6 separate regions of the Homo sapiens genome follow, and all the other regions are linked to region 5. Evidence: chromatin loops called from intact Hi-C (ENCODE). Cell type or tissue: ascending aorta. All regions are shown on one strand. Links, peaks and the distances in the headings refer to the core of each region. The heading gives the core; the rest is flanking DNA.

The links. A loop is a pair of places that touch in the nucleus more often than their neighbours do. Peaks named below come from ENCODE experiments on the same cell type or tissue, not always from the same donor. Only the 100,000 strongest peaks of a DNase experiment are listed, where the experiment ranks them.
Region 1: it touches region 5 in a loop (6-fold over the local background); 8 of 110 quality-filtered maps call a loop at or near these places.
Region 2: it touches region 5 in a loop (3-fold over the local background); 6 of 110 quality-filtered maps call a loop at or near these places.
Region 3: a loop joins it to region 5, with 7 times the contacts of the local background. A loop is called at or near these places in 61 of 110 quality-filtered maps.
Region 4: a loop joins it to region 5, with 4 times the contacts of the local background. A loop is called at or near these places in 2 of 110 quality-filtered maps.
Region 6: it touches region 5 in a loop (3-fold over the local background); 11 of 110 quality-filtered maps call a loop at or near these places.

The regions. Positions count from the first base shown.
Region 1 is chr15:47,714,384-47,719,504 of GRCh38, reverse strand. SEMA6D (semaphorin 6D) reads right to left here and starts at 2,000. Exons shown (of 19, transcript NM_001358351.3): 1 at 1,813-2,000. RefSeq lists a silencer at 1,879-2,173. In ascending aorta, for the core only: CTCF peaks have their summits at 2,033 and 2,240 (motif pointing left); DNase peaks (open chromatin) are centred at 994, 1,334, 2,204 and 3,474; H3K4me3 peaks cover 3,117 bases; H3K27ac peaks cover 3,097 bases.
Region 2 is chr15:47,469,290-47,474,410 of GRCh38, reverse strand. It overlaps a transcript of SEMA6D not described here. Among named protein-coding and RNA genes, the nearest start is that of SEMA6D, 250 kb to the left of the region's middle. In ascending aorta, for the core only: a CTCF peak has its summit at 2,793 (motif pointing left); a DNase peak (open chromatin) is centred at 2,730; H3K4me3 peaks cover 438 bases; H3K27ac peaks cover 1,144 bases.
Region 3 is chr15:47,193,942-47,199,062 of GRCh38, reverse strand. It overlaps a transcript of SEMA6D not described here. Among named protein-coding and RNA genes, the nearest start is that of SEMA6D, 520 kb to the left of the region's middle. In ascending aorta, for the core only: CTCF peaks have their summits at 2,911 (motif pointing left) and 4,125 (motif pointing left); a DNase peak (open chromatin) is centred at 2,862.
Region 4 is chr15:48,220,044-48,225,164 of GRCh38, reverse strand. SLC12A1 (solute carrier family 12 member 1) reads right to left here. Exons shown (of 27, transcript NM_000338.3): 3 at 4,400-4,531; 4 at 4,169-4,244. Among named protein-coding and RNA genes, the nearest start is that of SLC12A1, 16 kb to the right of the region's middle. In ascending aorta, for the core only: no CTCF peak of the experiment used is centred there; DNase peaks (open chromatin) are centred at 1,071, 2,314 and 3,104; H3K4me3 peaks cover 986 bases; H3K27ac peaks cover 4,000 bases.
Region 5 is chr15:48,282,972-48,288,092 of GRCh38, reverse strand. SLC12A1 (solute carrier family 12 member 1) reads right to left here. Exons shown (of 27, transcript NM_000338.3): 21 at 2,844-2,987; 22 at 1-50. Among named protein-coding and RNA genes, the nearest start is that of DUT, 46 kb to the left of the region's middle. In ascending aorta, for the core only: a CTCF peak has its summit at 2,146 (motif pointing right); a DNase peak (open chromatin) is centred at 2,112; H3K4me3 peaks cover 737 bases; H3K27ac peaks cover 4,000 bases.
Region 6 is chr15:47,985,059-47,990,179 of GRCh38, reverse strand. All of the region lies in intron 1 of LOC124900354 (a long non-coding RNA gene), which reads right to left. LOC102724553 (a long non-coding RNA gene) reads left to right here. Exons shown (of 3, transcript XR_001751520.2): 2 at 2,326-2,543. Among named protein-coding and RNA genes, the nearest start is that of SLC24A5, 130 kb to the left of the region's middle. RefSeq lists an enhancer at 1,979-2,028. In ascending aorta, for the core only: a CTCF peak has its summit at 2,068 (motif pointing right); a DNase peak (open chromatin) is centred at 2,106.

The sequences.
Region 1 (5,121 bases), core at 723-4,722, 570 kb after region 5:
ATAATTTTTATTACAGACTTAAAATTCTTACCGCCAGAAGTTTTGGGGAAAAATCGTCCTACTCATTGCCCTTTCACCCCAAGTAACAGGAAACACTACAGTTATTTTTAAAGGAAAGCCCCCGCTGTAGTGGCAGACATAAGGTCCAATGACTGTTGACGAAGTCTATATATCTATAGTAACGATGTGCTGCGCCTTCCCTGTGAGATCATCCAGCTGACGGCGCTGAGGGCTCGGGATGCTGGAACATCAGTTACCGAATGGTCACCCCAGAACAGGGAGTACTGCCCTAAGTTCCTCAAACGCTGCGATTCATACCGGGACTTCAATCCCCCTCCACACCCCCACCCCCGCCAGCTCCCTGACATTTCGCCTTTTAACAAGTTCAGGATTTAAACAATCACCTGACAGCAATGGTCCCAAGAGTGGATGGAGCACAAATTTTTCAAACCCAATTCTCGTGCACACTTCCAAGTCCTTTATGACCTTTCATTTCAATCCAAGAATTACACATGACAGAAGAAGCTTCAAGCCCTCCTAAATTACCCAAGGAAGGAGGCTACTGTATCAGTTTCTGCAGACCAGGGACAAACACCGCCGCTGTCAAGACGGGAAATAAAAGTTTCCCTACCTTCCTCCTCACCATGCCCCTGCCAGCGGCTGCCGGCGCGAGCGGCGGCTCCCTCCCGGCTGCAGAACGCCTCTCGTTGCCGGAGAAGGGGCTCAGCAAAATTGACTCTTCCTTATTTGTTTCCATCCATAATTGATGGGGAGATGAGAACGTAACACATCTCAGCACCGAGCTCTTGTCGCCTGGCGGAGACCCTGTCCAAGACGCTTCCGTAAAGCATTTCCAGTCGGGGAACAAAGCACGGAAAGTTGCTGGGTAGAGCGGCCGGGAGGAGACACCGGGAGCCGGGTGGGCGGTGGGGTGGCCGGTGGGCTGCTCCGGGCCCGGGAGTCCGCCCGCAGCGCGCTCTGCCAGTAAGGGGAGAGGGACGGTGGGAAGCGGCCGCCCTCCGGGCCTGGGCCGGGGATGGGGATGGCCAAGTCACCCGAGCTCCCGCCCCTCGCCGGCAGGCACTACCCGGGGGCCGTGCAATCCGGGCGCTCACTGACAGGTATCCTACGCCCGCGAGGGGCTGCTCCGGCCTCAACTGCGGCGCTGCGCCCCTTCTCCAGGACGCAGGCTAATGCTCGCCCGCCCGCTCCTAGCCGGGCGCAGAGCTGCCAGACCCCGGGCGTCCCAGCGTCCGCTCTGGGGCCAACGGGCGGGAGGGGGCGGCTAAGCCCGCAGGCGGCTCCTTCGGCCTTGGCTCAGCTCTCCCCGGCTGGCTCCTGGAGACGCTGTGCCCGGCAGAGAAGCAACCCCTGCTAACCCCAGCTATGTGCGGGGGACGCCGAGCTGGCTCTGCCTGGCAAGAAACTTTTACTTGATGCCCCCTCCGCTTTTTTTCCAAGGGGGTGCACAGTGGAGGAGGGCCTCCAAGTCCACTTGCCCCTCCCCCTAAGCCGCCAGCTTTGCCAGTTTTGACGCGTCCGCCAAACCTCTCTAGCCCTTTGCGCGTCCCTTGCACGGCAGGCAGAGAGAGCAGCTTGGAAAATAAATCAACTGTCCAGTGGCAACACACACACACACACACACACACACACACACACACACACACACACAGCGATTCGGGATCTCAGGTTCCGACCCCCACCGCGCGCACACACACACACACACACACACACACAGCGATTCGGGATCTCAGGTTCCGACCCCCACCGGGCGCCACAAGAGCATTAGCAAATTGTTGAAAACGGTCTTACCTCATTGGGGGGAGGCTGGTAAGAAAAAAGAAAAAGAAAAAAAAAAGCTTGCCACGCGCAAGGAAGAAAGAAAATAAAGAAAAATATTGTAAAAATAGATATCCCTCTGTCTCCTTAGGTCTTGGCTTCCTTGATAGAATCCTGAAACTCGCCACCACCCCTTGCAGCAGCAGCAGCAGCAGCGGGACAGAGCAGGAGCAAAACAAACCGATGCACGGCAAATGGTGTAATTCGATCCATCTCCAAGTCAATCCATCAGGCGAGCCGGAGCCTGGCTCCCTCCACGCACTCGGCAGCTCCCGGCGCGGGTCCCACCCCCGGGCACGGACGGCAGGAGGCGCGGCCGGCCGGGCGCGCTCGCCCTCGCGGGTGAACCGTGGCCAGCGCCGCCTGGAGGCCCCCACCCTGGCGCCGCGGCCCTGCTGACCCCTCGGTGGCCTCCGCGTCCCTCCTCTCCGGCGCTCTGCTGCGCACCCTCCCTCTCCCCACCTCTGAGTAGCTGCTCCTTCTAGCAACTCCCAGTGCCTCAGTCATCCAGCTCGCAGTGGGTGCTGCAGCCTGCGAAGCAACCTTTTCGATTCCCTCCCTCTTTCCCTCTCGCTCACTTCTTTCAGAGCTTTCCTCCAGAACCCAGAGGACAAATCACTGCAGCCCAGGAGAGCTGCGGGCGCAGTTGTTCCGTGAAGTTCTGCCTTAGTTTTCCAGTGTAAGATTTATTTTTTAAGCACATCTTTACAAACCCGCCCCCACATTACCCCCCCGCCCCCCATTTCTCTTTATAACCACTAAGCAAAACAGCTGGGAAGAAAGCAATCAAACATTGCTTTATCTTTATAAAATACAGAAATTGCCTACTAAAAATCCCATTTCTACTTTGAATGAAAGCCATTCTGTACAGTATAATTTTGCAGGCTAATGACCCGGTTTTACAGGCAAGTGTTTCATGTAATATGTTGTGGGAGAAATGAAAATGTCCTTGAAGTGACATCATTTAAAATTGACTGTCACAAATGAAAGGAAAAAAAAAGTCACATATTCCAAAACAAGAGGATTTTAATTCAAACTTCATTTCCAAGAACGGGCTGTGTTTTATTAATTTCCAGTTGAATTATGGATCACTGAGGGCTCTAAATGGCTAGAATGAACCATGATGCCCCTGTTTAAAGAAAAAGAAGAGAGCTTTTTCCGCCAAACTTAATTTTCATTTGAGTATGGTTAATTACCGTGAAAGAGAGAAGAGAGGGGCGCAGAAAGGACTTCCTTTCCTCAATGGTTCCTGCTTTCTCCCAAACACAGTTACATGTTTACATTTAGGAAAAATACCCTGGTCCTCGTTGTTTCTGAAACTTCCAAGGACAGCCTTGAAAAGGAACTCAAAAAAGACACCCCAAGCAACTGCTGCAGGACTCATCCGGAGAACTATTTCCTCCCTAGTTAACACTGTGTAACCCAAGGAAAGAAGGGGAGAGAAGGATGAGGAGTCTTTTAAAATATAGACTCTTTCCTGCTGTTCTTCCAATTAGAAGAAAAGAGTAGGGGGCGGAAAGAACAGCTTTGGCAACACAGCTCTGTGATTTTTTTCCTGTTGTTATTAGGTCTTTTGTTGGCCGGCTAGTTGGTGTTTTCTGGTTGTGCTGGGCTCTGACATCATTGCAAGTTACTTGGCAGTCAGGGCCCTTCCCCAGCCAACTTCTGACCCAGAAAGCTGTGCCTGTTTCCTGGCGTCCAGTTATTCTGTATTTTCTCCATCAAGGGAGCAAGCCCCCGTTGCAGGCAGAGGATACTGTGCATTGCATAAAGATTGCAAGGGGGTGGCCATTGGCTTGATGAGGAGTCAAATCGCCACCCACCTGGAGACAGAAAGCTCTTGAGTTGTCCTGCATCTGCAGTAGCAGCAAAGAGGGAAAAAAAATTAAATTCTGGAGATTCCTAAATTCCTTGCTAAAATTCCACAATCGTCAGCTTTCCAGAGTGCCACCTGAAGAGTGCAATTTGCCCTAGACTGAGTTCCTAAATCCAGGAAAAAATAAACTTTTAGATTGCAGAAGGATATGCTGGTAGGTCGTTTCAAGCCATGGATTAGCCGTGTTTTCAGTCTACATTATCAGTGAAGACTTCGGAGTCGATCCCTATATTTGGCTTGCTGGGGATGAGAGGTAGGAAGTAGGCTCTTCACTGTGGCATGGTACGAATGGTATCCTTTACCTTTTGGTCAAGACCAAAATATTACTTTTAAGCATTTATCATTTCCCTGGTTCCAAGAATCTTGATAGGAAAACAACGCTCCTTTTATTTGGATTTTAGTGGAAAGAAGTCTAAGGAAAACTGCTAACTCTTTATGCAGCTACCATTGTTGTGGTTTATTAGCATTTGGTCTCATCAGTTGATTTTACACACTTTTAACCTTTTAACTTTGCTACTTCTCCAGTCTAACTCCCCCCTCTCCCTACCTTATGCTTTAGATGCTAGCATTACCCAGAAACTTGCGGTTCACCACTGTGCCACACTGTTTCATGGTGTCTCTGCTTTCTGGGTACTCCATCCCCATATTGGTATGTAGTTTAATTTCTGCTTTTCCTGACTTCTAGCCAACAATTTGTTTAAATGTCAAAACTTGCCTCATCCCACTAGCCCCTACCATGGGCATAAGTGCTTTTCTTCTGTGCTCCCCTAACCAGTTCACTTACGTAATTAAGTAAATTGAAGGCAAATTACCGATTTAGCATGTCTTCCCCACTCGACACTCCTTAACAGCAGCAATCTCTATTTACCTAGACAGTCCCAGTGCCCACCACAGTGCCTGGCATTTAATGGACGCCCAATAAATACTTGTTAAACAGATCTAACAATGGAACCTACGACTTTCTCACACTCCCTTATGTGCTAAACCAGAGAATACAGTCAGCTCTAGATTGGATCCTTCTCCATTTATTCATCCTGCGTCCCCAGGACTCAGCAAAGTACTGGCATGAGAATGTTTGTTAAATGAGTAAAAGAAGGAAGGTATGGATGAATGGAGATAATTGAGTGTTTTCACCAGAAGAAATTGTAAAGGGCTCAATGCTTTACATGGTTAGTGATTATGCTTAAACATTATCTACATACATTTCCCATCAGTGGAAAGTAGTCATTTTGTTTACAGTCCAGTTTGAAGCATAACGGTCATCTGAAAATTACAGAAAATCTGTGTGTGTAATTGTTAATAAAAGTTCATCAGTCATCAGAAAGTACAACTTCTTAACTGTTATTAAACAAAACATCAGTACTTAATATGCACCCAAACTCTGTTCTAAGCATTTTACAAATATT
Region 2 (5,121 bases), core at 398-4,397, 810 kb after region 5:
TATGGTAATTTCATGGTATAATAGAAAAAAAACAAATATTGAGCAAACATTCTACAATTAATTAGGCCATTTACTCTTCAATCTACTTCTCTAAATTGAAAGGAGAGAGGCCTCTGGCTAAGATATTCTGACTCCAATTGTGACAGGGAGGGTCTGTCTTCCTCATGGCTCAGTGGTAAGCCTGCCTCAGGCAGCCCTCAGCTTCTTCTCAACTCAGTTCACTCCATGAGTCCAAAAGCAAGGCGACAAGCTGACAGGAACTCAGCTAGAATTCTTGGCCTTCTATTCAGCTTCATGAGCCAAAGGGAAAAGAGGCCACCTTCCAAGGTCCAGCCAGCTAGGAATTAAGCCTCCTTCTCCTTTTTTCTTCCTATACCATTGCCAGAAAGCCTGTGGACAGCCTTCCCAGGCTTCCGGCTCCCCTGGCCAGCTGGGAAAGGCACAGCCTTTCCAGAACCCGATGAGCTTGCCAACAATTTTTTTTTTCTTGCCCCATGTAAGAGCCAGAATTGCGAGATTACAAAGCCACCATCACAATATAGTCACTAATAGATGTTTTAAGAGTCCAAGGGGAAAGAAGGAGTTTCTGGGTCAAAGAAAAAGAAAGAAAATGATGAGTTTCGAGCAGTGTAGTCACAGTTTTTCAGAGTTTGCTGATAATCAGAGCAAACCTTTTCCTTCCAGGGGACCCCAGGCAGTCTGGAAGACGTGTCTCTGAAATCCGTTCAGAGCCATATTTCATTAGTTTTATTTTATGAGAAGCTTTCTTTTTAAGCATTAACCCCAATTCTCTAACGCATGAAAAATTTAAGTTCATACTTTATGAAGAGGCATAATGCTGGTACCAAATCTCTATTTTACATATAGACTTCCTGAGGACTTGATGGAGAGCCAGCTAGTGACTCTCTTTCTTTCAGAGTGTGTAATGTGAGTCAGGGGACTTCAGCATAATTACTGGCTTTGACAGGTGATGTAGATGACTTCCAAAGTTGGCCTTGGTGTCTCTTGGCTCAGGAACTCCCCTGGCCCAGCCACAGACCCTCTCTCAAGAGGTACCGACTCTCTGATTTGGCCTGGTATTATCAAGGGTCCACTGGCTCCACAAATCCTAAATCTTCTCTAGCCCCGGTTTTGGACTGGAACCAAAGCTGCCTCTGCAGTGGCTGAGGGGAAGGGCCCAGAGTGCAGTGGGTACTGCCAGCTGTGAAGTGAGGGTGAGGCTGCCACTCCTTTCCAGGGAGGCCTGTCTGCCTCCTCCTCTCATCTATGTCCCCAGTCTCACGGCTGTCCAAAGGATTAGCAAAGCATTTTCTTTTCCTCAGACTGACCCTAGAGAAGACGTAGAGTCTGAATGTCTCTTTTCCAGGAAGTTCCCATGACTCTTTGGAGAGCAGAGTGCTGTCTAACTTATCACAGTTACAGTTTCAAATGGCAGGTACTACACAAAACATTGGCACTGTCTTTCTCCAGAAAAATGGGTGTCATTTGCTCTATTATCTGCATAACTATAAGCAACCAGGCAAGTAGTCCTTGACAGAACAAAAGCATCTTCAACCCAAAAAAAGTGATTCTACCTCCTACCTTAGACTTCAGAATCCAGTTCCAAAAATCAAATCAATATTTTCCACATTGAACAATTTCAGGATTCAGTCTTCACCTATCTCTCCTTTATATATGTGTATCTCATTTAATCCTCAATTCTACTTTTTATATCAATGTTATTGGTATTTTTATTGATATTTTTGATATTTTTAATATGTTATTGATTTCTTCTAAAGCTCAGAAGAAATTAAGATACACAAACCACAAGATTAATGCCACATAGATTATAAGAGATGGAGGCAAGATTTGATACCAGTTCTCTTTGGCCACAAAGCCCCATGTTCCTTCTACTACATGGAGGCATCCACATTCCTCCAATAGAGTTCTAGGGTCATTTTGAATTCCCTTTTAATATCTTTTCTGTTTGAGAGAAAAATAAATTGCTCCTGCTCTTGTGATTTGGAAAGCATGGCCTACCGATAATTAGGGCATGTGGACTTGGTTCTAATTCTAATACTGCCAGTAGTGCAATAAGTGACTTAAGCAAGACATGGCACATTCTGGGCAACCGTTTTAAAAATGCCATCCATCTTTAACTTTTTCTTATTTCTCTGTACAATAGGGGCTATTAAAATACACAGGATTTAGAGCCCATGCTAGTGTCTAATCCGGCAGCACTTTGGCCCCTTTGAGAATCGAAATGGCAAAGCCAAGGTAATATGGTCTCAAACTTCAGCTGTCCTGCGTGGCTCCTATCAGTCACAATTGCCTTCTTGCGTTTTGCTGATCTCACTTAACCTTGCTTTCCAAGGATAAAGTATTTGTGTCCTCTATCTATTCTCTTTTCTCTCCCTCCATCCCCTTCCCCCTTCCCTCTCTCTCTTTCTCTTTTTCGTGTGTGTGTGTGTGTGTGTGTGTGTGTGTGTGTGTGTGTGTGAGAGAGAGAGAGAGAGAGAGAGAGAGAAAGAGCACAGCCAGGTAGAACTCTGATCACCGGAGGTTGGTATATTTCAGGAATTGTCTTCCATTCTCCTGACACACATTTGTTAACCTCAGATGTTACTACCGGCATTTTCTTTCATAGACATGCCTCGCTCTCTTCCCAGGAAGACACTTAAAAATCAAAAGCAGACTACCTTGTAATCTAGCTCCTCCCACTAGGCCCAGCCCCTAGTCTGGCTCAAATACCAAGGAATATGGGCTTATCTGCCAGGCTGCTCTCTACTGCCATCTCATGGTAATTCAGCCTTTCTCAGAGAATCAACCTTTCAGTAGGTGCAGACCCTCACAGGAGACAGAAATCATAAAGGCTCATGTCTGCCAGAGCAGCAGTCTTTACGACAGATTGTGTAGGACTTAAAGGCTGAAAATATCAAGAAAATTACTGAAGGAGTTGAATGTTTAAGCAAGGTGTATATCATAACTTGATTTCAAAAAGTAACAATTAAGAAAGTATGACTTATGACAGAAGGTGAATCCTGAATCAGAAAGACCCATTTCTGGGGGGGAAAGTGGGAGTTTGAAACATACCAGAATCTTGAAGATATATTTATGGAGATGAACAAACTGAAAACATCACTAAGAGTCAGCAATGATTTCAACACAATGACTAGGACAGTGCGTCAGTGTCTCAGAGTCTATAAAAGCAAAGTCACAATGAAGTCCACTCAGTCACCCAATGCCGTGTCACTGTGTGCGTAGAATTGTCGACTGCCCTGGCCCTGCTCCCACCAACATTCATGAGGAACAGCAGCCACATGTCCACTCACAGACTCTCTCTGGCACTTGGCTGCTGCTTCTCCCATCACTTGATCATAATTTGGAGTATTTCCATCTATAGGCATCATGCAACTTGCCTTCCTGTGTGGCTGCTTAACAGACAAGGCCATTACAGTGTACACATTTGGTTATGAAAAGAACACACTTTACATTGAATAAAATTTGGGAACACCCCACAAAGGACTGTCAGTGTATGGCATGCAACTCACTGACCCAGGTTATGATTCAAACGGTGTGCTTGGGCAGTGCTTTTATTATTTATCTTTATTCTCCTCCTATTATATTTTTTTCTAAATTGGCAAAGAGGGTTTAGATAATAATAATAATACTTGTAGTTTGAGCTGTATTAAATCAAGAATCCAATCTGTAAAGCTAACCCAACCTGACCACTTAGTCAAGCTCGTCTAATGCCAATTTGAGGCAAAAATCAAGATTAGGTTAAATATTTCCCTAAAGGAATGAATCTTCCAAGTTCAAACTTAAATCAAACAGCAGTATCATTCCATGCAGAAGAGACATAATTGCAAAAAAGTTCATGCCTTACCTCCAGCAGTCTTGGGCTTCCAGAGGGCTTCAGGCTGTCGATTTGCGAACAAGAGATCCAGGATTACGCATTCTACAGTAAATAGAAAAAAAAAGAACAAAAATATATTGGGATAGCTACAAATGCTGTGAAAATGTGTCACCTACAGACTACTAAAAAAAGAGAAAATAAATTGGAATTAGGTTCATAATTCCAGTTGATATAAGCAATTCTAGGCCTTCAATCAAAAAGATTTCTCCATGCAAAACTTAATAAGTAATCCAACAGTGCTGACCAGGGCCTGACAAAACATATGGCATGGTTATTGTAGGTAAGCAAGACCATTAGGTGGAACAAGGACATGGAATAAAGTAACACCAAGGCACACCGTAGCAAAGTTATTTCCTTTCCAATAATTACAATTAGTTCATGGGAAAAGTCTTATTTTGGTTAAAGTATGTCTCTAAACTGTACTAATCTCTCTTTTAACTAATTTGGGTATTGGTAGACAAGATTCAACTAGAATTTATTAATAGGGTTTTTTTTTTCATTGCATTTGTATTTATATGTCTTCTATTTACCATCTGCAGGACACTGTGAGGAGCAAGTTGTGATTAGTATACAAAGTCTCGTGGAGTTTATAATCATGTGCACACTTTTCTGAGAGGAGAAATAAAGTATTTCCTTATAAAATGGTTTTCAACTTAAGTGGGAGTAAAGTAAATCTTAAGTAAATAATAACACTTTTAATATATCAACATACAAAAGATCTTAAAAGTAGTAATAAGTGACTGAGTTTGGGAAATAGAATTTTCATGAAGAAGGGAGGTAAGCATACCTGGGAGATTGGAAGCTAAATGAAGACAGAGTCAAGGATGTCTTTGTTAATTTTATCTCCAATATCCAGCAAAGTACATGGCATATGATAGGTATTTGATAAATACTTTTACAATAGATGAGCAAATAAACACTTTCTGGAGAATCTGGAGGATGTTTAAATGTCTGAGCTACTGATGGGCATGAAACAGGGCTTGCCTATTATTGTAATTCTAATATCTGGAGTTGTTAATCTAACAGTACTCTGGGAATACTTACTGCATATATAACTGAACAGGTTGAAGTGTCCTGATTTCTTAACATTTCTCAAAAAGAAAAGGAAAATGAAAAAAACTGAAGACAATTTTGAAGTCCTCCCCCCACTAAACACACACACACACACACACACGCACATGCGTGCACATACACACACACACACACACACACACACCTTAAAGCAA
Region 3 (5,121 bases), core at 421-4,420, 1.1 Mb after region 5:
ACTGCTGATGCTGAGGCACAAAGGCAAAACCAATAGGGGAAAAGTGTAAAGTAGTTGTCAATGTTTTTCTCTTCCACATCTTTTTCCTGTTTAGTCCTCAGAATGATGCTTTTTAAGGGAAGTTCCTTCCCAGGAAAGGACTCCAAACTGTACCCATTGAAATCTCTTCCCTTAGGTGTTTCAGAGAAGCACAAAAACATATTGACGTATACGTGTCCTCCCTCCTGTCACTGTATAATTTTGTGATCCTTTGCTACAAACAGTTTGTCAAAAATATTGGTGTCAAGGAAGCAGAATGAAAATTTTGGGCTTTGGGTTTAGAAAAAGTTAAATTTGAATCCTGGTTCTCTTGCTTACTAATTAACCGTTATCCTCCCCAAAGAAAAGAGAAAAAAAAATCTCATCCAATTGCAAGTGTGAATCCAGGTCCCTGCTTGGACCACCCTTGGTGTGAAAGATTCACTTGGGAGTTACACAACACAGGAGCCCTTCTAAGCAGAGGAGGAGGCCAAGCTGTTATTGTTTTCACCTAATCCACTTCCTTAGAGCTCTGTCTTTAGGAATCAACATGATCCTAGACACAATGGGATCCATATCTTATTTTTTTAATTGACAGATAAAATTGTATATATTTATATTGCACAATATCAAATCCTGAAAAATACATACTTTGAATGGTATAATCAAGCCAATCAACATATGCATTACCTCACAGAGTTGTCATATTTTGTAGTGAGAACACAAAATCCGCCCACAGCAATTTTCAAGAATTCAGTATATTAACTATCGTCACCATTTGTACAATGGATTTCTTGAACCTATTCCTCCTGTCTAACTGAAATTTTATATCCTTTGACCAAGATCTTCCCACCCTCTGCACCAACCCCTGGTAACCACCATCCTACTCTCCACATCTATGAGATCAATTTTTTACATTCCACGTGTGAGTGAGATCATGAGGTATATACACAATGGAGTACCATTCAGCCACAAAAAAATAAGGAAAATCTGTAATTTGCAACAACTCAGATGAAGTTGGAGGGCATTATGTTACATGTGTCAGGTAATACCAACTCTGTCCTTTTCTAGGACAGTAAGCCTTTTGACTCCCCAAGGAAATGATTTAAATATATCCAAAAATTATTATTAGTTTACAAATATGACACAGAAAGAAATTTGTATTTTGAAAAATTAGTAAAAAAAATAAGAAATATAAACAATAATACTTAGAGTACTCCATAGTGTGTATATATTAAACAGTGCAATAATTAATGACGGCATGGGAATACAGATCTCCATATCAAGAGGTCATTTCAAGACATTTCTGATAAATTATCCAAAACAGCCAAAGAAACTGGTAGGCTGAGAAAAGCCCTTCAGTGAGTCAAGAATCATCAAACAAGACTTAATGCTAGGATTTTTTTTTCCCACTAATTTTGTTGTGGTAGTTAAATTAGAGGCTATGAATGAACTATTGTGGATTTATTTCAATTAATTCCCCCTCTCCACTCCTTTCTTTCAATCTTTAGCTTAGGTCTTCATTACAAAAAAAAAAAAAGACACTTGCAAGTTCAATCTTTGAGATAAATTTAACAAAGCAAGGCAAGATAGAAGAGCAGTCTATGCACATCTGTAACCTAATTTAAAAACAGAATTTGAGGGGCCATCCTAATTGTTCTTCTGATTTTCTACTCTATTCCAATGATTTAAAGACCTTAAACTCACTGCCTGTGAAAACTTAAAAGTGTTGGCACACAGAGAACCAGTTAAGTTTGGCTCTCTAAACATCTGGAAGATAACCTCGTATACAGGGTACAGCATCAAATCATCACAGGCTAGGAGGAGAGACTCTTCTATAATGGAGAGTAAAATCTCACAGGTTAGGGAAGAACAACTGTTCTTGAAAGTACCAAAGTGATATTAATGAATCCACAGAAGAAGCTAAAAAACCACCACCACAGGTACTTAAATCCAAACTACAGAAAGGGGGAGGGTTAGATTCCCCATTTGGCCACATAGATGAGCAAAGGTTTTTTGAATTTATATGTGATTTTTTTTCTTAACAGTGCTAAGATCTCCTAGTATATCCTGTTCAAGAAACCATTAAGAATCTGGTAGTTTTCCCAGTTACTCAAAATTCTAATGAACAGAAGCAGCCACACAAACCCAACCTGACAAGCTTAAGATCTTTTGTTGGTTGTCTTCTATAATTGATATTATGTGTATATTGAGAATAAATGGATGCTGTAGCCTCGTGCCAGTAGCTCTTTCTAACATGTTTCGCATTCTCTTGAATCGTGTGCAACTTTAGAAATTTCCAATCATCTTACTTTTAAATACCTCAGCTTACAATATGAAAGGGCTTAGCGCTGATTTAAATTAAGACATTTTACATAGCTCTGCCTGCATGCTTTCAAAATACTCAGTCAATTAACATAAGCTACCTTCCAAAGGATTTGCTTTAAGTCAGGTGGAAAGGAATATTATTTCAGAACCAAAGAAGGAAAAAAGAATATGGAACATACAGCAAACCAAATTTCTGAAAAAACGTTAAAACTGCTCAATTTCCCCATATTTTAGGGGGGCTGTCTTTTTTCCTCTTTAAAGAGTTCTACCAAAGATCTCTTTTGGCACACAAATGTCCTCCAGGAGGTCTCCCAAGGGATATAATATCCAAAATGTTGCAGCCCCTTCTATCAGACAGTGGCTCAGAAAGCCTCTCTGCAGCCTCCAAAATACTGCAGGCTCAATTACCCTCCGGGTGCAGTGAACGGGCAGAGCCATTAATCATTCCCAGGGCACTAAACGCCTTGAGAACAGTTCTGAGTCTGGCAGCATTAGGGATGTCCAAGAACTGAGCTTGTCTCCAACAGCTGGGCCATGCTGCCACCTGGAGGACAGCAGAACACATAGCTCCTCAGATGCCAGTTACTTCCCTCCAGTCCTAGTGGACCTACAACGTGTGGGCTATGCTGGATGAATATCACCTGCTTCTTGGGTGGTTAACCCTGTTCTCACGTCTCCAAAAAAAAAAAAATCTGAAACTTTCCCCTTCATTGATAACTTGCTGTGGAGCACCTGAGGCCAGTGGTGGTGGGTGAAGGCAGGTGGCCTGGGGGGCCTTGCTTTCTCTGCTGTCCTTCATCCACACGCTCACCCACGTTGAATCCCCATCTGTAGGTGAGCCTTTCCTCTTACTCACCCATCCAGTTAATGGGGGTCTCACATTCTGTTCTTTCAACAAGACATCGTGTCCACCCTCAAAGTGCTCAGACTCTGGATGAAGAGGTAGACAAGAGAATAGAAGGCTGTGCTCATTCATGATAAATGTTCAAACACGGCGAGCACAAGATGCAGTGGAACCCCGAGAAGAGATACCTAAATTGGTCAGGGTCAGGGGTTAAAGGACATTAGGAAAGTCTCCCGTGAGAGTGATCCTTTAGAGGCATCATGAAAAGAACAAGAGTGTGGTTTTGACATCTGGTAAGACCATGGTAAAATACACAATTATAACCACAAATCATGCAAACTTTCTGATTTTCATTTTCTTCCCCTGGAAAATTTTTGTATTAATACCTATCTTATAATGTTATCAGGGGAGATAGAAAATTATATATGTCAAAGAGCTGTGATAGTATATTAGCTCAACACCAGATAATCATTTTTGTTCTAATTATCCCAGCTCTGGCAGAGAAAGTTAGACTTATCTGGGCAGAGATAAAGGGCAGGGAACGGATGATGCAGCCCAAGTAAGACAGGTGAGAAAGCAATGTGCTCTGGGGTCTTCACACAGCACATTGTCACTGGAAACACTTCTGTTTCACCCTTCTTTTCATGTTTCTCTGTGTCCATCTTTCCTCTTTTTATTCTGCTCTTTTTTTCTCCACTGTCCCCACTTAACACTCAAGGGAAAGTAAAAATGCCATTTGTTTCTAGAATATTAAACAAGTTTTTAAGTTTCAGGTAATTAATGATAAGAATATTTGTATGGAGGAGAAATAGGCATCTGGAAATGATTCTTTTTTTCATCAAATTTCCTTTACGTAACTTGGTGGAAAACTTAGTAGGCAGGTAATGCTATTCTGGTAAGTGCTGACACCGGTTGATCCCTATAGAATGCACTAGTTAAGTTTGAGTGAGCTGTAGTGACACCTCCTGGTAAGACAAAGAGAACATCATTCAACACAAAACTTTCCAGGCCTTTATACTTTTATGATAAAAAGCAGTACATGAAAACATCTTCCATATGAAGTATCTTCCTAGGTGGAACAAAAAGTTTGTCTGTAAAGATAGATACACTCACATATGTACATACTCCAGTTGACTGACTACCATTTTAAAAACTGGCTGAGTCAAAGAAAGAAAACAGTTTTGTTTTTATGTCATGACATCAGGTAACTGTAATTTCCTAGACAAATATTTCATTCACATATTTTGGTACTATGTGTGCAAGGCCCTACTGAACATTCTCTAAAGCTAAGAAGAAGTTACTTTATGTAGTATTTTTGACCTGGTTCTTTGTGAAATGCTGATCTGATACTTCCTCTTGAATGCCTGGACTACCAACACCTTAATACTTCCACCTCAACCCTGCCCACTCCCTAGCCCCCACACGCAATTTCCCATAGGTCTGTCCTGGCCTGAAGTATCTTCAAGTCTAGAGTCCCCCAGTCCACTTACCTCCCCACTCTCCCTCTCAAACTCTCTAACTCTTTCAAAATGCACCGGTGTTTTGACAAGCATTTTTAAGACATTAGGTACCAGAAGTAAATGATAAGGAGTGTTAATAACTTAACCTTCTGTATCTCCTTAGTGACACATATATGACATATATATTTGACCTTGTAAATATTAAGTTAGCTTCTCTCAGAAATACAATTCCATGATCTTAATAGTAAGAATCTCAGCCAGCCAACCAAACCTATCATCCATCCACCCATCCACCCATCCACCCATCCATCCATCCACCCATCCACCCATCCACCCATCCATCCATCCACCTACCCACTCACCCAATATTTATTTAGTTGTCTACCATATGCTGTACTCTCTGTTAAGTATTAAGGGAACAAATGTAATCACAACAGACATTATCCTTGTTTCACAGAATTTAAAATCTAG
Region 4 (5,121 bases), core at 748-4,747, 63 kb after region 5:
TAACTGAGCCAAAAATAGCAATGAAATTAGAAAGAATGCATGTGTAAAATGGCTAGCATAGCACATGGAACACAGTACACACTCAATGATATTGCTTTTTGATCATATTCACAGTAGTTATAATACTTACTGCTTTTTAAAAACCTACTATATATCCAGCTATGTGGCAGGTAATGTAAGAAACACAAGACACAAATAAAATGAAATTTAAAAAGCTGCCCCAAGGATTTTATGGTTCAGAAGGTTGATGATTATAAAGAGAGGGAGAAAGTGGTAGAGGCCAGAATTCAACGAAGCCGTGACTGCTTTCAGCTTCAAGAAACACATAGCCAGGAGTCTACAAAAGGGTATCAGAATATATCACTCTGGCATAAGGATTATTTGGAGCTGAGACAACCGAAAAAAAGTAGATACAAGAAAAGCTCTCGATCCCTTCCTATTTACCTAAAAACGGGACATAAATTTGTCCTCCCTCCCCTCTCTACCAGAAAGTGATGTCTCTGATTACCAGAGACAATTTTGGATGCTTATCAGCCTGACAAAGGCACCACAGGCATCTACACAACAAGCTTTGCTGACAAGCTCTTATCTTCCATTCCTTTCCTTATATATTTACCTTGGCAGCATTTGCCACCCTATGAATGAAAAGTCCTTTTCCTTTGTCTTATCACCTCTCTACGATTTAATTGTTCTGTTGTTAAGATGATATATAAGCCCATGTTCTAAGCAACCCTTTAAGTCACTCATCACTGAGTGGTCCCATGTGTATGTACCATGTACATGTTAATAAATTCTGTTTTTCTCTTATTGATCTGACTTTTGTCAATCTAATTTATAGGCCCCCAGCCAATGAACCTAAGATGGGTAGAAGATAACTGTTTTTCCTCTCCTACAATACCCTCTCTAATGGAGGCCGACCCAGAATTCAGGGAGAGGGCTGTGGAGTCACAGCCACTGAACTCACCCTGGCTCCATCCAGAATGCTCTGGTCTGGGCTGTTTGGTAAGCTCCCCTATGTAAAGTGAATGCTCCATAGTTGTTGGCAGGCTCTCTCGTTCCAAGTATGGTTAGAAGGGTAGTCAGCCACGAGAGGCTGTGATCTCTCTGGCCATGCTCAAGGAGAAGGGAAAGTGGAAGGAGGTTAAGGGCAGCAGTGGGAATGAGTCAAGGTATTAAAGGCTGGTTCTTTTGAAGCTCTTGGCCATACCCTGTCTCTAACAGCAGCCTCTAGGCTTTTTTGCAGGTTAAGGTGGAGTGGGAAGAAGCTAACTAAGCACAGGCTGCAAACTTGGACCATATTGCTTTAGACCCTGTAGACTCTTAAAAGCTTGGGGTTGTAAAAAATAGTTGGACCAAATTCTTCATATCTATTGCAGGGATACTGTGGTGAGCAGTGCCTCTGTATCACTATGTGGCTTCAGGTCCTTGTGCCACTAAAGGTGATTTATTCTGCACTTGTTTTGCTCCTGACTTTGTTTTGAAGAAGCTTGATAGAAAATGTTTAGCATACCCCAGAAACTCTACAGGACCATATAATTTGCATTTCATAACACTAAACCTACTCCAACCTTATTATTTCCTCACTGTTATTTTCCTTTTGACTCTAGTTTTTTCAACAATTCTTAATTCATCCTTTTGCATTGTATATATTTCTCCAAACCATTTGAAATCTTGGAACAAAGTTTTATACTTTTGAACAGCAAGGGATTTGCTTCTCTCTCATAATCAAACATAAAATCCCAGGGTAGAAGGCAGCTTGGAGAACATTCAGTTCATTGTTTTCTGAAATTGTGGTTCTTGAACCACCTGCTTCAGGAAATGCCTGGGGTGCTTATTAAAAATGCTCAGACCTACTGAATTTGGATCTTTAAAAGTAAATCCCAGGATTCTGCAGTTTCCTAACCTAACTTCCCAGATAATTCTTATGCATCCCTCAGTAAGACAACTAAGCTACCCTCAGCCTATTTCAACTTGTGTCTGCCTGTTCAGAAAGGTACTTTAGCTTTATCTTCAAAGAATTCATTGGGTAGGAATTAACCTGCTCCTTAATATTTAGAAAAGAAAGGGAAACACCGAATGTAAGTGACTTGCTTCAGGTCATACCGGCTTTCACACCTAACTTCCTTGCTTGATGGTTAAATTTATTGGAAACCATCTTGCCCCAGCAAGGTCTCCAAGATAGAGAAGAACAACTAGACAGCATTAGCAGCTCATTCAGCCCTTTGCTTTTGGGAACAAGACAGCCAAAACTCGTAGCCCAGAATGGTTACCCAAGGGCTGTAGCTACTGTTACTCCTGGCTCCAGATTCCTTCTGGCTCTATTCCCAGGGTCTGGGCTTGAAAATGTATTCAGATTTCTTCCTCAATCTACCCCCAAAGCAAGAACAAATAGATGTGTTTGTTTCTTTTCTTCCCCAATAAGGAAAACCCAAATGGGACCCAGATGGTGACTTAACTCATTAAGTTTTAGGTTCATAGCAAAGGCCAGTAAAACTGAGTAAGGTTGACAATAAGTTTCTAGTACTCACTAAAGTCTGTCTTCCGAGAATTAAAAAAAGAAAAGAAACGAAAAGAAAAACACAAACCTCCATTCAAAGGAAAATCCATTGAACACTTACTAGGTAGAATTTTACTCTCTTCTAATATATAATTTAACTACTTCAATATAAAGATCTTTATTAAAATAATATTAATTTTATTTTAATATTTTAATATGATAGCATAATAAACTGTTTAGCAGAAGATAGGATTCTTCATTCTCTACAGTTTTGCAAGAAACTCAATACTGGGTTGACTGTGAAGAGTAATGTAAGATCTGATTAAAGTTCAGATTATTGCCCAAACGTATGGATGTTAAATAAGTTGCGTTAAAAAGAATTACTCTTGCCCTTGGCTACTCTCACACCTCCAAACAAAGTAATGTTTCTTGATGATCTCAATAAGTTACTAAAACTACCCTTAAAAACCTAATTTTGCATGAAACCCTGGAGCAAAACCTTGGCAATATTAAGATGCAGATTTTCCATGGAACGGCATATACTTATTTTGGACCCTGCGGCTGTGAGCATTCATTTGTTATGCATCATAAAACCGGCAAGCAGCCCTCTGTCAGGAACCCAGCAGTTGCCAAACATGAAACATGGAAAAACTATGGGAACTGGCTCCATTTTTTCAATTTACAGCTTAGCCCTTTCTTTTTTGAGTTAGTCTTCCGGTGATGCTGAATGTGTTTTGAAGAGCAAAGCCAATAAATAATGACCAACTACCTTTTAAAATGTGAATTGAGATACCTTCTGGAGTGCTATCTGAAAGCACAATAGAACTTCCATATTCCTGAGACTAAGTCTTCTCCGGAAAGTGAATTCATAATGTATTTCCCATATATGGAATAGAACATTATTAATTTTTATCTCATTAAATGGGGAACTTTAATACAATTCAATTAGATTTTTCATAAAAACTTTACTAATATACTTTCAACAAAAAAGATTTGCTAGAAGAAATAATATTTAAAATAGAATGTAATATTTAAAACATTAAACAACCACTCAAAATAATGTCATTATTATCCATTTTTCATTTAGAAAAAAATAACAGTAATGCACATATTATCTTAGTCATTTCATCTTTCACTTAAAGCTTGTATCTGGCAATATTTGATTAACCTTTGTTTTCTTACTGCTGGTACCCGAAAGTAACACAATTATTTTCTTTGGAAAAAGTTCAACAATTCAGCATTTTTATTAGTCAGGTCACATTTTCACCAGTTTTCTCACAAGTTATTTTTGTTCAGTGAAGTTTTACCAATCATGCCAAGAAGGATACTCTGTAACAAATGAGAGGCAAATGTCAATATGTCCCCCAATACAAATATTATTATCTAAAATTAACATGCTATTATATGTCTGTGTACCTAAAACTCTATCAAAAGAGAGAGATCTCCTTGAGCATTCACCTGTTTGGCAAGCTGGAAAATTCCAGTTTCATAGGAGTTAACTCTTCACCTTTGCTTTCTGACAAACATCGTCAAAGAAGCAAAGTAAAAGGAGCCCAACTGTAAATTATTTCTGTGACCTTCATCTCACATTCAGTATTAATGGTGAAAAAAGATTGCTTATTGAATTTATGATTTACATGCAAAATTATTTAGGAGGGGAAAAATGCTTACCAATTCCAGCTTCTCCAACAATCCAGGAGAGGCGAATGAAGAGCATGACTCCCCAGATGTTCAGCATGCATCTTACCTGTGGATAGAAGCGGTATTGAAAGGAGACAGGACAAACGATAGTGGGACAAAACCCGGGGCTCTTCATAAAGCTGTGCCCAGGCCTTGTTCACTCTTAATCCACTAGAACATTGAATGGATAGTTTTCATTTGTAAACAGAAGAGCTTTCTCACCAGCACACCTTTCACCCATCCAAACTTCACAACACCAGCTTGATCATCTTCCTTATTTTCAGCTTGTTCATCTCCAGGTATCCCATCACCGTTAGCAACTCTGTCAGCTGAACTTGGGGTGACTGCCACATTCTGCATTTTATAGATAGCAAAAACACAGTAGTTGGTCAATGAACAAAGGGTTCCATGAAACTTTTCAAAGCAAATCAAAACAATTGAAATAAAACTTAAAATACCAAAAAACCCCCAAACTAAATATATTCTGAGAATTTTAATGAAACTTATATTTTTTGCCCTGGAAGCTGAAAGGTTCATTTTGTGAGTCATTTTAAAGTGTTTTTTAGGGCTGGGTGAAGGGAACCTGAGATGTTCTTCCACTAGTGAGAATATTTCTTCTGGTGAAAAGTCAGATTTGGATAAGTTTAGCACATAAGAGAAACAAAAGAGAGAAGGGCTACAAGGAAGGGACAGCCAGAGTAAATAAGGGTCTTTGGAAGTCATGTTACGACCAAAAAGAGAAACTTCCTGAGCTAAGTAGAGGATCTGTGCTTCTTTTGGTGAAACTCCCTGTACTTCATTTTATCTATCTATCTATCTATCTATCTATCTATCTATCTATCTATCTATCTATCTACCTTTTTTTTTTTTTTTTTTTTTGAGGCAGAGTCTTGCTGTGTCACTCAGGCTGGAGTGCAGTGGCACAATCTTGGCTCACTGCAACC
Region 5 (5,121 bases), core at 433-4,432:
CTGGTTGAACTCTCCCACATGCATCGACTGGCTTGTGTTAATGCTGCCATCTGAAACGAAAGAGGAATTGATGCATCTGTTTGCTTTTGAGGGCAGAAACAAAATAACTTTCCAATCAATCTAGTGATGAAAATAGAGAAAAGGTCACAGATTCATGTTTATTATACCTAAAATAAATAGCGGTATTCTTCAAAAGGCAGAGATAAAAGTCCAATCCCAGAATAATTGAGAACACCTTCAATAGTTAAATAAAATATTGACAGTCAATAAGTAAAACAGCTTTATAATAATAGTTTTTATTAAAAGACAATGGATTTTTTCAGACCTTTAGTAATCTGTCTCAGAGTGGAGTTATTATTTAGGCATGCAACAATGCTACTAGCCAGAATATCCACATTTCCCAAAATCTCAGATATAAATCACCTTAATGATATTAATATTTTTGTATTTACTTAACATGTGGTAAGTGGTTTTCTAGAAATAAGCTATAGAATCAGAAATATCCGTTCATTAGGGAATTGATTCATGAAGCACTATTTTGGTTTAAGTTCCATTCAGGTCTGGTTTATAAAATTTGCCAGGGACTGTGTGCATCTTGAACTCTATGACTATTTAGTCTCTTAGTTGGCCTGGCTTACTCTTCTGCTTTCTTTTCAAGGAATCTTGCGAAGCTAAAGTAAAGCCATTTGAGCTATTTGAATCTTTGTGAATTAGATGAAAAAAAAAAAACCTTAGAAAATATGGAAATACAAAACATCTTTACTTGAGTTATAATTAAGGGTGTATATAAAATAGTTACAATTTTTTTAAATGTGATTTCTACCCTAACATGGATACAGTGAAAGTGTACCAGGGAACTCGGCCAGTGTTGGAACTGGACCTGTTCCTGTTTGCCAAGAGGGGTTTATTTGCCACAGCGTACGTAGCATTTCTCATATCTGTGTCTTTGAAAGTCATGACTTTATTGCTGTGTTTCAAAGTGGTGGTGTCAGCCTGGTGCTTAGAGGAGGGCTGACAGCCTCTTCAGAGCTTCCTCTCTGATCTAAGAGGTTCTGAAGATGCTTTGTTTTATCTTTTGTTGTTTCCATGTTTAGAGTCTGTCAGTTCTGAAGCAATGATCTGATATTGTTTTTACATCCCTGGGACCGCTGAGGGAGAAAAATTTATTTACAAAATGGACCAAGCTCTGCCCTCACTTACAGACAAGTCAAAGCAGCCAGAGGCCTCCTGTTCACACTCAGGTACCTGGAGGCAGGATTGGTTCTCGTCTAGAACTCAAAAGAGTTGACAAGCAATGGAAGCCCAGAGTAGTGAATGGGCCCACTTTAGAGCTGTGTTTAAACTTCTAGGTATTAAAACAGTATATAACATTATTACTTTTCTTTTCTGAACAATTTGACATGTTGACTTTTGGAAGAGTATATTTTTGCCAAAACAAGTATTGTGACGCAGAAATAAGCTTCCAGAATAAATAACAAGTCCCGCTGTCATAATAAGGACATTAATGCTTCCCTCTCTCTAGTTGGAGCACATTATTGGGCTATGACTTTGGAATTTCCCATTATTTTCCAGACTGTACCACTTAATAGAGCAGATTTAATGGATTGTTAACTTTTTTCACAGTTAAACCAAATAATTAGAAAGAAAAGAAGATAATAGTTAGCATCCAGAACAGTCTTATTTAAATATTTTCACCCTAAAAGTCCTGATGTAGCTTCAAGTTGAATTCAAACACATCATTTATGTCATTTTAAGGTGGACTGTAAGGAGTAGGCCACGGCCCATGGGGTATCCCAGGAGCTCGACAGTAGCCAGAGTATTTGAAGTGGGGCAATATCTGGATTTCCCATCATTCTCTGTGGATATATAAAACTATTATATTACAGGTGAAATTTCGTCCTTGGGCTATAGTAGGAAAGCAAACAGACAAACGATTTACAGGGTAGGAGATGGCCTTGTCGAAGGGCCTCTTTAAAGGGTTGGCGCCGGTCAACCTAGACCAGAAGCTTGCTAAGTCTCCACTTGGATCCTGCTGTTTGACTTGGAGACCCTCCCAGAGAAACCATCTTTTCCTGGCCTCACACCAGTGTATGACTTCAGTAACTACAGGACATTCGTGCATAAACAAATGCCTGGTAACATTCTGATTTTTGACCAGCAGAGGTCACTGTGGACCTCATTAAACTCAAACCCATAGCGTTTCGGGAAGTAATTTTCAAAAAACCAAACGTTTGAATCATCTGTTTATAAAATGTGTAACAAGCTCTCCCAACCTCTGATCCTTTGTCCCAGGACTGCATACCATAAGTCCACATATAAGTGTAGCATTTAGATGAAATCTACAGGTAGTGAGTACCAATAAAGTTCTAAGTCGTGCATTCTGGTTTGTGATAAAGATGCTTTTGTTGAAATCAGCGTTCCAGCTGGATACCGTATTTGCATGTACTAGTCGTATTTCAGTTCCCTGAAATGTCTGAAAGGTAAGGGTGTCTGTGGATAAGACAGTTTGGGTATTGGCTCTTAAATTTCTATCCCCTTTCCATCTTAACTGAGAAACTTCTGTTTTATGGCATGCAATCTGCTTAAGCACTATTTGACTTCCAAACCAAATATTACATTTAAAAAATAATTTTTGACAGTAAGATGGTACAAAGTACTTAATGAGGTTGATAAATGACAATAGCTGCTACCGTTTATCCATACTACCTTCTGGAGAGAAACCTTTCAGTTCCTACCCACACTCAATGCTCCCAACATCTTAGATGCTGACTTCGGACTCTTCATAGATGCTCAAATAGTGACTCATCTTGTAAACTTTTTTGCAAATTTTAAAAAGTTCTTACCTTTTTTAGGCGTTGTCTTAGTAATGTTCAACTTGCCAGCTTTTTTAAACAAGCCTCGGATGCCTCCACTTTCCTCTTCACACTCATTATCTTTGATAGTCGCTTCCAATGCTAGTCTCTCCTGTTCTAATCTCTCTAATTCCTCTGATGAAAGAAGACAAAATCACCTACTTAACTCAGAACTACAAAGTTTCTAGAAACAATCTTATAAACTTTTAATATTTAAAATGGTATGTATGTGATAAAATAATTGTTTATACATAGTAATTTTTTCTAAATGATTTTTATATATTATCTTCTAATACAAGTAATATATTTTGGTTGGGTGAGGTAGCTCATGCCTGTAATCTCAGCACTTTGGGAAGCCAAGATGGGTGTATCGTTTGAGCCCAGGAGTTTGAAACCAGACTTGGCAACATGGTGAAACTCCATCTCTATGAACGATACAAAAATCAGCTGGGTGTGGTGTGTAGTGCCAGCTACTTGGGAGGCCGAGGTGAGAGGATCACCTGAGCCTGGGAGGTAGAGGCTGCAGTGAGCCATGATCATGCCACTGCACTGCAGCCTGGGCAATAGAGTGAGATCGTGTCTCCAAAAGAAAAGAGAAAAAGTAATGTATCTTAGTAAATTGTATTCAGAAAGTTGTCACAACTAGCTTAGAAAAACAGCTCTATGTGTTAAGTTATGATACATGAAGTTACAGCATTTTTATTTGTGAGGGCAAGAGAGGCTATTTAATGCCACCCTTATTCACTACCATGCAAAAACAAACAAACAGAAAATCTTTCACACTGTAAGCCACTGATTTACTGACCTAAGCTAGTGGGTCAGATGTTTTACAACTGGAAGTGACAAAATTACAGAAGTACACTGAGTATATATCAGCCACACAACAATGCTTCATGAATTGAAACATAAAACTAGACAGCAAGAATTAAGAAAAGATAACAAAATCTTACAATAAACTCTATAGGCTCTGGATACAAATTACAATGGAAAATATCCACCACCAATTCCTTTCAATAAGCAAAATAACTTTGTGGAGTGGGTGACCAAAGTCAAAGAAATAAAAGCTGAGGTTTCTGGGTGCCTGTCAGAGTTCAAATTGCTAAAAGGGGTCTTGTGACATGTTTTAGTCTGGAACAGGAGTCAAGCAGTGCAAAATTTCCTGCCCAAGGTTGAGACACACTATCCAAGCTTTGATGTTGTATCTGGCTGCCTTTTATCTTTTTTGGATTCCGATTGTGACGAAAATTTCCTAGCTGCTATGTAATGTGCTGGATCTCTCTTTGACCTCACCCTGCACTGAATCAGGGTAAATAAGACTTTCAAAGCAGTCATATGACAGTGCTACACTTAGGAGGCTTCTTGCTTCTTGCTTATACTGGGTGAGGTGGCACTCTTGTCAGATGCCCTCATCTTATTGCCTGCTGAGAACAGAGCCTTAGAAAATGAGCAATGCTCAGAGGAAGAGGATAGAAAACCTAGATTCAGTGTTACAAAACACTGGGAGAGCTTCTGTAAATGTCAACCCTTGGAGCCCATTGCGTTATCTATCTGTGAAGCGAAGCTATACAAACTCTAGATTTATCAATTATGTACTAACTAAATCTGTCAGGACAGTCACATCCCTAGACGATGCTGCTATTCAGCTACACAGAATTGTCTGGCCCCTTTCCAGGTCTTAGCAATTAATCTTTTGCGAGTGGCATGAGATTTAAGGTCAAATCACCCATGTGATTTCCCCAAAGCTTCAAAGGTTCTCAAGATCAGCAGCTATAGAAAATCTGAGAAATTAGACTGATGGTATTAAAGCTGAGACAGAAGTTGCTTACCCCTGACTTTTGAAAGGAGAAGACAAGCTGCATTGCACTGGGGGGTCACAACCAATTACAGCTCTGCTGCTGGCTTTATGTGACATTAGGCAAGTAATTTACTTTTTCTATGCCTCGGATTTCCCGTCTGTGAAATGGAAAACTGTAACCCTTTCCTTTTCCCACCCCCCAAGCTTTGCAAAAAGAATAAACAAAGTTTCTGCATAGTGTTTTGGAGGTCCTTAAAAAACAGAGCAAGAATGGCATTCTATAGGCAGTATATTTATGCAACTTTTGGAAATGGGCCTAGTCATGCAAAACAAATTGAGTATTTTGAGATGCCTGGGAGTTATTTTAGCAATTGCTATTTATTGCACACTCTTTGGGTGCCAGGGACTGTGTTGCATTTTATTCCTTTCTAAACAACTCTGAGATAGTTACTACTATTATCATCTTCATTTTGT
Region 6 (5,121 bases), core at 385-4,384, 300 kb after region 5:
GGAGGTTTTCAATAATTACTCATCAACAATCTCATAGTCACAATACTAAAAAAGACTGCTGACATTTTGGTTTATTTTCTAGTACTAGCTACATCTGCACATAACTTTTATTAAGTTTTCTTTAAAAGGATGATTCAAATTTTTGGTCGGTGTGGTTTAAATTTTATTTTTTTTAACTGCTCAAATACATGACCCATAACAGAGGAAATTTGAAGAGTGACTGTTCCACTGATCTACCTAGGTGGGTCTAATATAATTCTTAGAATTCCTCACCACTTCACCTTTTTCAAGTTCGCTGTTTTTTTGTGGGTTTTAGCCCTCTTTAAGTCAATATGACTGTTTTACAGAATCCTTTAGGATCATAATGGGGAAAAGAGGAGAAAAATTGTGGTGGCTTAAAATGTATTCACATTTGTAGTTTCAGATAACTATATAAAAGTCAATCATCAATAATTTGTTAAACACCAATTTGTGCCGGAGTCGCTCTGGAAACTTGCCAGAAACATGGGGGTGAGTATATGAGCCACATAAGCAAAAATCCTCAGTGAGCTCTGGTGAGTGAGATGAGATAATCATGGGAACAATTTGAAAATACTCCAATATGATATGTCATTAAGTACTCAATTTTCTGCTATGGACGTTGGGGAGAAGGGGATTCAGATAGAAAGAGAAAAATATGGGCCAGGCATAGTGGCTCATGCCTGTAATCCCAGCACTTTGGGAGGGTGAGGTGGGAGGATTGCTTGAGCTCAGGAGTTTGAGACGAGCCTGGGCAACATGGTGAAACCTCGTATCTGCAAAACAAAACAAAACAAAACAAAACAAAAAAACAATAAATTAGCCAGGCATGGTGGTGTATCCCTGTAGTCCTAACTACTTGGGTGGCTGAGGTGGGAAGATTGCTTGAGCCTGGGAGGTGGTGACTGCAGTGAGCCGAGATTGTGTCACTGCACACCAGCCTGGGCAACAGAGCTAGACCCTGTCTCAGGAAAAAAGAAAAGAAAGAAAGAAAGGAAGGAAGGAAGAAAGAGAGAGAGAAAGAAAAAAAGAAAGAAAGAGAAAGAAAGGAAGGAAGGAAGGAAAAATATGGACTTATTGCCATTCACAAAAGTCTTTGTGGAAGAAGAGGGGAAACCTAAGCCTTGTTATTTGGTAGTTGGGGTGCAGCCAGGGGAAATGCATTCGTTCAGACAGTGGATGGCAAAGCAGAGTGAGAGTCCATTGCTCTTATATGTTGGTGAAATAGGGTGAGAAATCTCTTGGACCAATGGTCTTTAGACATTCAGTTGACCATCAGGACTGTCCATCAGAGGCTGAATTTTCATTCACTAGACAGGTGAACCTCGGCTTCTCAGCTCTAACTTTTCCTCAGTTGCTCTCCCCTGCACCACCACCCCCAGGTCAATCTTCCTGGGCAGACAGCTCCTCCACAGACAGATGGTTAAACTGCAGGTAACACCTGCAGTGGTGTGGAATTGCACATGGGATATTTCTAAATCATCTAACACAGGTATTCTCACACTTTTATGTATAGCACAGTCACCTGGAGAACTTGTGACATCACATTGCTGGGGCCCACCTACAGAGTTTCCAATTCAATAGGTCTGGGGCCCAGGGCAAGGCCAGGTAAATCATCAGCAGGACCAGTCCTGGATGCTGCTGCTGATGTTGGTCTAGGGACCACACTTTGAGAACCACAGATCTAGGCCATTACGTCAGTTTACAAAAGAGTAACTGAGGCCCAGAGAGATCTCAGAGTTTAAAGACTGCATTAGAAGGCAATTGCCAACCACCCCTTCACCGCTTACCTTGTGCAAAGCCTAGCTTAATCCTCAATTCCTGCAGGGCAAGTCTGACTTTGGTTAGATTTTAATTGTCTGAGAGCTGAACTTCTCTCATCTCAACGAAAGTTCTTGCATATTTAGAAACAGGTCTGCCCAAAGGTAGGAGGATAGACCAACTATCTTTGAGGCTTTTAAGGCTATGACAACATTACATTAGTAAAATAATTTCTTTTACAAATTAAATGTGAATGTGTTAGGTCCATAATCTTACAACCTGTAGGTGGCAGTGCCTTCCTTCTCTATACACAGCTATATGCCTGGTTTCATTTCCTGAGTAGCTGAGAAGCCTGCAATGCATACAGTGTTAGATGCTGGGCCATCTACTCCTTGCCCAAGAAAGCCCCTCCAGGGACAGCTGAATCAGATAACTGGAGTTTGCATTCTGAGAACTATTGTTCTGAATTAACATGTGAGGTTTTAAAATTTTTTCTTATTTTCTTGTTTAACTTATTACATTTTTATCCTCTGCATGGGGTTTTAGACTTAACATCTCTGGAAAGCCAGAAATCAGAGATACAGAGAAGTATTGAAATGCTGAAATGCTATGAATTTACTATAAGAGAACATTCTTCACTGAAGAGATCTCTAGCTGCCAAAACACCCTTTCATGCGTGAAATACCGGGGCAAAGAGGAAGGAAAAGAGAAGAGTATGACTCTAGGAACCATGTTGCAGAAATGCCAAAGGGTGGGACAAACAAGTAAGTGATTGTTCATCAGCTACTGTCAATTATTAAACATGAATTCCTCATTTCCATATGACCCACGACTTGCAGACGACCTGCTGGTACATGAGTTCCATTTTGTCAGTAGTAATTGACATAAAGATACAAAATTAACTCCACTTTTAATCCTAAAATGAAATCATATTGTATGAGTATGAGACATGCACTTGCAAACATCCAGCACTGTCTCCCCTATTCCTAAAGACCCCAGGGCCAGTTCCTTTCCCTAACTTCACTTTTCCTTTAATTGCCACCCCCTCTTTTCAGCTGCTGCCTTAGCAGAGAACACTCTGATCTAATGACTTTTGACCTCCTTTCTGTCTCCACAGAGGCAACCATGATTTCCTGATGTTGTATTCTCTCTTTTAAGCCATGCAAAGATCAATTAATTGCATCTCAGTTAATCTTCCTTCATTGTTCTAACATTCAAATTGAATTGGTTGTCTCCGAGTTTCCAATAGAATTGAGTTTAAACTCTCCTTGGGCATTAAAGTCTGCAGGATGCATTTTCCTCTTATTTATTCAGCCTCATCTGCCATGTCTTACCCTCCTTCCCTGCATTTACTCTGAACCTCACATCATTTCCAAAATGATTGTATGCTTATGCCTTTGTACATTTTGTTCCTTCTGAAAAATTTCTATTCATTTTTGAGAATTAAATGTCATTTTAGGGGAGCATTTCCAGATTTCCACAAACAGCACCTTCCTCATCCTTTAAGACAGCTTTCAGCACATTATAGTGTAATTTGCAGGTGTGCTTGTCTGTTCTGACTCCCAGCCCCTGCCTCACTTTGTTTCACCACCTACTGCAATAGGTCGGTGTTATGATGGTAGCAACTGTTCGATTCTTCTTTATATCCGTAAGACCCAGCATAGAACTGGACAGATAGTGCATGCTAAACATGGATTTTAAATCAATTAATGCTATGCAAGGTACTTTCTTTTGCTTACTTAGGAAAGCCCCTCTTTTCTCAATTTCAACCTTCCCCTTCTGTCTATTATTTCATTTTGTGAGCCCAACACATGGCTTGAGTTCTACAAGTGATAGGTTTGTACCAAGGAAAAGAAAGACAGAAATGTTGAAGCAAAACTGTGAATAGTGATGATTCTTCTTCTACTACTGCTTCTAAAATGTCATTCTCATCAGCTTCTAGAAATCCTTGAAAGTTACCTCAACTTCCCTTTAAGGTATTCACAAATTTTCATCTACATTTTTGTCTCTCCTAGATGAATTTACCTTTCCTCAAGCATCAGAATACAAGAAAATTAAAAATAATTTATTTTCTTACTTTTCTTATTTCTTTCTTACTGTTGTGTGTCATATTTTATTACCAGTATTGTAACAAAGCAGAGTAAAAAATGTTGTGTTCCATGTATTTTCACTGCAATCATATGCTATTTCTGATACTTTGTGGGTTAGATGGGGTATTGGGGTCAAGCCTGTGGTCAGCATCAGCATTACAAACACTGTTTTTAGAGAAGAATGAGTTTCAAATATCATCAATTGACCTAAAAATGAACTTTTTGAACATGTCTGATTTTTTAATGTGAGAAATTTGTTTCTGCATATATTTGGTGTCAATTAGTAAGAGTGGTCAACTCTTTCATTATGTCATATGTACAGGGCAGACAATGGGACTGAAGACATGTATATCTTGGAATGTGCTGGAAAATCTCTTATGATCCCCGGGAACATATATCCTTGATAATCCCCAGTAACATGTCTTTGTGTTTCCTGTGATACGAGGGGTGAAGCGAGAGAAAACCGGGGTTGACAGGATGTGGTCTTTTAGAGAAGGGCTGTTCAGCTCCATGCCAAAGGTGTTGGGAAGGTTTCATAATGTGGGTAAGGCTTGATCATCCAACTTAGGGAATTACTAACAATGACTGACAGAGCCTGATAAGCCCTCTCACTGTGGTCAATGCATTTACAGGTGTGAAAAGAATTGATGTAATAGTATTGAAAAAAATCTTTAAAAGAAAAACCCATTGCTGCCTTATTTTGCATGCAAGCAGAGATGTTGATGATATGCCTGATTGCTTGGGAACTAAGGAGATTAATTTTCCCTAAAAATTCCAGGTAGAGACTATAAGGAAGCAGTGAACAGCATGAGGCAGCCCACAGAACTTGGTAGATAGGCATTCAGACTAGACAGAGACGGAGAGCAGATCCCAACAGTAACTCAGGGAGAGACCCAAGACCCGTGGACATGACTCCACCTAGTTAGATCCTAGTTAATTTGAGGTGGGAATTAAATTAAACAGCACAAACCCCTTGAGAATGCAGGTGGACAGGTTTTATCCACAGCTGCTGCAGCCAGGTGCTATGCTTGATAGTATGACCCAAGAAATCAGCATAAAGAACTTCAGAATGTGCAGGAAGAGCTTTCCAGATAGCACTCATATTAGAAATTTTTTTTTATCTAAAAGCTAAGATAATTTATATCAGCTTCCCAACATAGCAATGCAGAAGAGAAGGCATTTTATGGCAATTATTTTACAGAGATATTTTTATGTTGGAATAAAACAAACTTGGAGAATTTCAGCTTTCCAT